Linked DNA regions of Homo sapiens: region 2 is linked to region 1. The links are chromatin loops, found by intact Hi-C in ENCODE. Cell type or tissue: ovary. All regions are shown on one strand. Links, peaks and the distances in the headings refer to the core of each region. The heading gives the core; the rest is flanking DNA.

Evidence for each region. Peaks named below come from ENCODE experiments on the same cell type or tissue, not always from the same donor. Only the 100,000 strongest peaks of a DNase experiment are listed, where the experiment ranks them.
Region 2: it touches region 1 in a loop (4-fold over the local background); 10 of 110 quality-filtered maps call a loop at or near these places.

Annotation. Positions count from the first base shown.
Region 1 is chr10:28,662,337-28,665,248 of GRCh38, forward strand. No RefSeq gene overlaps it. Among named protein-coding and RNA genes, the nearest start is that of BAMBI, 14 kb to the right of the region's middle. In ovary, for the core only: a CTCF peak has its summit at 1,691 (motif pointing right); a DNase peak (open chromatin) is centred at 1,705; H3K27ac peaks cover 644 bases.
Region 2 is chr10:29,447,809-29,450,720 of GRCh38, forward strand. The region is part of intron 2 of SVIL-AS1 (SVIL antisense RNA 1); the gene reads left to right. Among named protein-coding and RNA genes, the nearest start is that of SVIL-AS1, 40 kb to the left of the region's middle. In ovary, for the core only: a CTCF peak has its summit at 1,389 (motif pointing left); a DNase peak (open chromatin) is centred at 1,393.

The DNA of each region.
Region 1 (2,912 bases), core at 203-2,702:
TCAGAGACAGATGTGATCTTTCTTTTTTTTGAGATGGAGTCTCACTCTGTCACCCAGGCTGGAGTGCAATGGCACAATCTCTGCTCACTGCAACCTCTGCCTCCTGGGTTCAAGCAATTCTTCTGCCTCAGTCTCCCGAGTAACTGGGATTACAGGCTTCCGCCACCACGCCTGGCTCATTTTTTGTATTTTTAGTAGAGACAGAGTTCACCATGTTGGCCAGGCTGGTCTCGAACATCTGACCTCAGGTGATCTACCCGCCTCAGCCTCCCAAAGTGCTGGGATCACAGGCGTGAACCACCGTGCCCAGCCTCATTTTTATTAATTAATTAATTAATTTTTGTTTGTTTTTTGAGAGAGGATCTCGCTCTGTTGCCCAGTCTGGAGTATAGTGGCATGATTATGGCTCACTGCAGCCTCAATCTCCATGGCTCAAGCGATCTTCCCACCACAGCCTCTGAGGAATTTGGGACTACAGGCACATGCCACCATTTCTGGCTAATTTTTGTATTTTTTGTAGAGACAGTGTTTCACTGTGTTGCCCAGGGTGATCTCAAACTCCTGGGCTCAAGTAATCCACATGCCTCGGCCTTCCAAAGTGCTAAGATAACAGGCGTGAGCCACCGCATCCAGCCCCCATCATTTAATTTAAAGAGTGGCTGATGTGGTCTCACATAGCTCTTAGCATCCGCATGAACTATATGATTAATATGATCAGTATAGACTGGGGATTAATGTAGAGTTAGAGGCTGATTTTTCCTGTTAGTCTCTTGGCTTTGGTCTCCAACTGGATAAGAGTTCCTGTTAATACAATGCTGTCAGTTTCAGTTAGGGACAAAAATTCAGTCGCCCATCATTTGGTGTTATATAGATCAGGAAAGGAGGGGATCATTTCTTAATTCATCTGTTTGGGGGCTTCCTGTTTGTTTGCTTTTTAAAGTCAGAGTCAGTCAAAAAGTTTGTATTCAAGACCAGCCTGGCCAACATGGTGAAATCCCATCTCTACTAAAAATACAAAAATTAACCAGGCATGGTGGCTAATTCCAGCTACTTGGGAGGCTGTAATCCCAGCTACTTGTGAGGCTAAGGCAGGACAATCACTTGAACCCAGGAGGTGGAGGTTGCAGTGAGCCAAGATCACACCACTGCACTGCACTCCAGCCTGGGCAACAAGAGTGAAACTCCATCTCAAAAACAAACAAACAAACAAACAAAAAGTTTCTAAATTTGTAGGGGAAAAAAAGGCCAGGTTTAGATCATAGAGATTAGGAATGATGCCTTGTACTGTTCAGTTAGCACATTTCCATTCAAAAATATTAAGACCCAGAAATGAACTCGGATGGCCCAGAATAGAAACTCTCCCTTCTGGTGGGTGGCACACACTCTTAGGCAAGGGTGATTTATTTAGAACAATGGCCACTGTTGCACTTCATGGCATATATGCACCTGCTGGAGGTAACACCACCTCTTCTCTGTCTTATGCACAAAGGGAATTTGGCTCATTATTGTCTGAAGCCTTAAAAAGACTCTGGGAACAGGGGTCACAGTCCTCTTTTACTGAGATCATTGCATGACATGGAGACAGAGTCATTAAAATATCGAGTCTAAATATTTCCTAGAACGACCTTGCTTCTTGTATCAACAGCAAACAGCAGCTGCTGTCTTCCCAGCTGAGCGCTGCTTCCCTCTCACCACAAGAGGGCGAGAAAGACCTGCGACAGGACCTCTCCCTCCCTGCGGGAGGATGGAAGAGAAAGCTCTGGGCTCCGTTAAGAGGGCATTTTATTCTCTGGAAAATAAAAGTAATAAGAGATGCCAAAGTTCCAGTGTTGGCTGAAGAAACAGTGGTTACCCTGGTGGGTTTTTTGTTTGTTTGCTTGCTTCCCCTCGCCTCAGTCTTTTAGAGCTTGGAACATAATTATTCTCTAGAGAATGAACACAGCATTATTATTTATTATTATTATTATTTAGAGACAGGGCCTCACTGTGTTGCCCAGGCTGGAAGGCAGTGGTTTGAGCAGAACTCATTGCAGCCTCGGACTCCTGGGCTCAAACAATCTTCCTGCCTCAGCCTCCCGACTAAGGGGCTACAGGAATGCACCACCATGCCTGGCTAATTTTCATATTTTTTGTAGAGAAGGTTCTTACTATGTTGCCCAATCTGGTCTTTAACTCCTGGCCTCAAGCAATTCCCCAGTCTGGCCTCCTAAAGCTCTGGGAATACAGGCATGAATCACCAGGCCTGGCCTGAACACATTATTTTAAGTAACTTGAATGATGTACGTGTAAGAATCCAAACATTTGATAAAAGAGGGTTTGAGGCTGGGCACGATGGCTCACACTGGTAATCCCAGCATTCTGGGGGACCAAGGCAGGTGGATCACGAGGTCAGGAGTTCGAGACCAGCCTGGTCAACATGGTGAAACCCCATCTCTACTAAAAATAAATACAAAAGAAATTAGCCGGGCATGGTGGTGCGTGCCGGTAGTCCCACCTACTGGGGAGGCTGAGGCAGGAGAATCGCTTGAACCTGGGAGGCGGAGGTTGCAGTGAACCGAGATTGTGCCACTGCATTCCAGCTTGGGCAACAGAGTGAGACTATGTCTCAAAAAAGAAAAAAAATAAAGAGGGTTTGATGGTTTGGAGCATAAGCTGCTTCTCTTGCTACCAGGCTATGTGATGTGCAGAAAACTTGGGAGGGGACTGGGGAGGACAGTGTTTTCAAGAGAAGAAAAGCCAAGAGGCTGGGATATGGTGATCTATTCCTGGTACTGGAAGGTCCAGTACACCTCCAGTAGGTACACCTCAAGAGGTACTTACCAAGGAAAAGTGTTAGCAAAAGCAGGGAAAATAAACTATGACTGCTCCTTAAAGAAAGATATCAGATCTACTTGGGTTTTCCCTCCTCTCTC
Region 2 (2,912 bases), core at 187-2,686, 790 kb after region 1:
TCTTATCTGCAAAAAGTGTTCCTCCCAATAAATGTCTTTCACGTCTAGCTCTGTCTTGACACCTGCTTCCTGAGGACCCCAAATGACACGTGCTTCCCATCTATCTGTATGATGGTTTTGTTTTTTTCACTTTTTGAAAATTACGTTTTGCCAGAAAGTCAAAGATAATCGTCTGTACCAGTTTAGCCTGCATATCTAGCATAGCATTTACACTAATATTTGCAGAATGAATGAATAAGAAAAAGCCTATTTTGCTTTCAGAGGCCACATGCACAACCAGAACCTGCAGTCTTGGTTGGGTTGGAACCCAGAGCTGAAGACAAACCAGGCCATGTTGCTGACTGTGCTTCAAAGCAACTGGAAATGCCTGGAAATCTCCTTACACTCGAGCTGCTTGGGTGTCTTGCTTTTGAATGTGTCCGTGTCTCCTACATGACCTAGTTTCTCCTCACTGAGTCCCTACCAGGGCAGAAAAGGGGCAGGCATGTGACAGACCATGAAGGTACTGCCCTAGGCAGAAGAGGTGCTGTGGCCTGCCAGGGCTGAGAGGCAGCCCCGTGCTGGGGAGGTCCTGGCACTGCGGTCCAACCCTCTGCACGCTGCCATTGAGGCCCTGCGGCTGAGTTACTCCCCAGGCCAGGTGCGGGTAGAGGAGGGCAGTCATGGCCACAGCCACAGGCTGAGTGGGAAGGGAGCTGGTTTCTTCAGGCCCTTGGAAAATCGGGGAGGAACTGGTATGCTAATTCAGAAATTCTCTCATAGCCTTGACAGGTACAAAATCTCTGAAAACCGGTATTTAAAATTATATTTCTAATCATGCCATTTTCTCTGCTTGGCAATTCAGGAAGTTGAATAGATGATTATGAATCATCCGCAAGTGTGGCTAATTAAATATTTGATCAATAGAATTTAGTGCTTTTCATCTGCAGAGAGCTTTCCTAACATTAACTAATTGAGCCAAAGGAAGGTATCACCTTCATTCTACAGATGGCAAAACTGGCAAAGGGAAGAGCTTTAAAGAAGCCACAAAATAAAACAAAAATTAAAAAGCGTGTGCATGCAGGCGGAGGGAAGCCTGGCTAAGAGGAACTGTGGTTCGCAGACTCCCCCAGCCCTTGGGCACGTTCATGTCACTGCACAATTTATCACTGCTTGCATCAGGGCAATGGGAACATTCCCAGGTCAGCCCATCGTAGAGTTCAGGTTCCTTGAACTGGAAACAAATGAGCCGGACGGAGCTGGAGTTGGCCCCTGGGGTCTTTAGGGGAAGGTCTTGGCCCAGTTCTGTGCCTAAGAGCAGAGGCTTCCTCTGCAGATCCTAGGACTGTGAAGCCGGAGGCGGCGCTGGAGTTGGAGCCTTGGCTTCTGCTGTGAGCAACAGCGCCACCTGCTGGCCATAGCCTTCCCTCAGCGCGGCTGCCCCTCGCCAGATGCAAAGGTTCCTCCTTTGTCGCTTCCGTATTTCCTTCCCTGGCCAGTCCCTGCATTTCCTTTCCTGGCTTCTCCAGCTGGAGGGAGGCAGCTGACAGGTTATATCAAACCTGATAGAAATCTGTTAGAGAGACATTCGGATATTAACAGCAAACATCTCCCCCTAACCCTATCACCCCTGGATAAAATTAGTGTTCATGAGGAAAGGTCTCATTCCCAGGCAGGTCTCGTTCCTCAGCTTCCACTGGAATGGGTCTCTTACCAGCGATGGGAGAATGAGGAAGAACTGAATGTTGGAGACCCTCCTCAGTAAAGGGCACAGCAGGTGCTTCTCGGGGCTGCCTGCGAGGATGTGATGAAATCATGCAGAGAAAGCAGCCTGTTCGGGCGGGGCCTGCGATTCCTCTCCCGCCCTTACCTAAAGCCCTCCCTGAAGCAGGAGGTGACCTTGGGCCTCAGTTTACCTCCATTATTCAACAACAATCAGGTACAGGGGAATGCGGACCACCACATCTGGGTGCCGTCCTTAAAGAGCCTTGCCCCACCCAGCTCTGTTATCTTAGCCGAGTCCCGTAACTTTCGTATGCCTTGGTCTTTTGTTTATGACATGACCAATCTATCTCCCAGGGCCATTCAAATATTTTTTAAGAGTCAAAATCTAAAAAGATTAATACTTTAAAATAGCAAGATAAGATTCCAAAACTTTCGATATTTTCAATGCAACAGAACAATTTCCTTTTCCTGAGCAGCTTATAAGATCAGAGCAGCATTTGGTAGAGCTGCCTCATGGTCACTGATGTCTACCGAGAAACGGCATTACTGTGTGGGAAACGCAAGTCCGCCATTTTCCACGTACCATATTGCTTGCTGGAGATTTCAGAAATATCTTTACATGAGGATCAGATGAGAGGAGAATGTAACAGAGTCAGCACCTCTAATGGTTTCAACATCAAGATCCAAGATAGAAGTGCTAGCGCAGGGCGCAGGATACTATGAAACCAGCCCCAGCCCTGGAAACACCCCGGGCCCCATGAGAAAGGGACGCACTAGGCCTGGGGATCCTGCGGACCAGAGGAATCAGTCGCAGGTGCTGTTGCCGGGTCATCCCCACATCTGAAGAGTCCCTTAGCCGGGTTCCCCTGGCCCGTCCATGTCCAAGTCCACTTTCCTTCTGTGCACCCTCACCTCAGCCTTGAGGCTCTACTTGCTATGCCCTTATCCTGCCTGTGCCACACGTAGGAGACTGGGTGTGCCTCTCCTTTCCCTCTCCTCCTTCCAGATCTTCTCTTTGGAGCTGATGGCTGGAGAACTGATGTCCAGTTGCAGTGAGAAATCCTGCCAGTCCTTCGAGGCTGATTCAGAGGACACCTCCTCCCGGAAGCCACCCTGATTCCTTCCCCTCCCTCCCACCTCCAGCCAGAAGTCCCTCCTTTGGACATGATTAGTTTCCTTGGGCTGTTGTGACAAAGTACCACAAACTG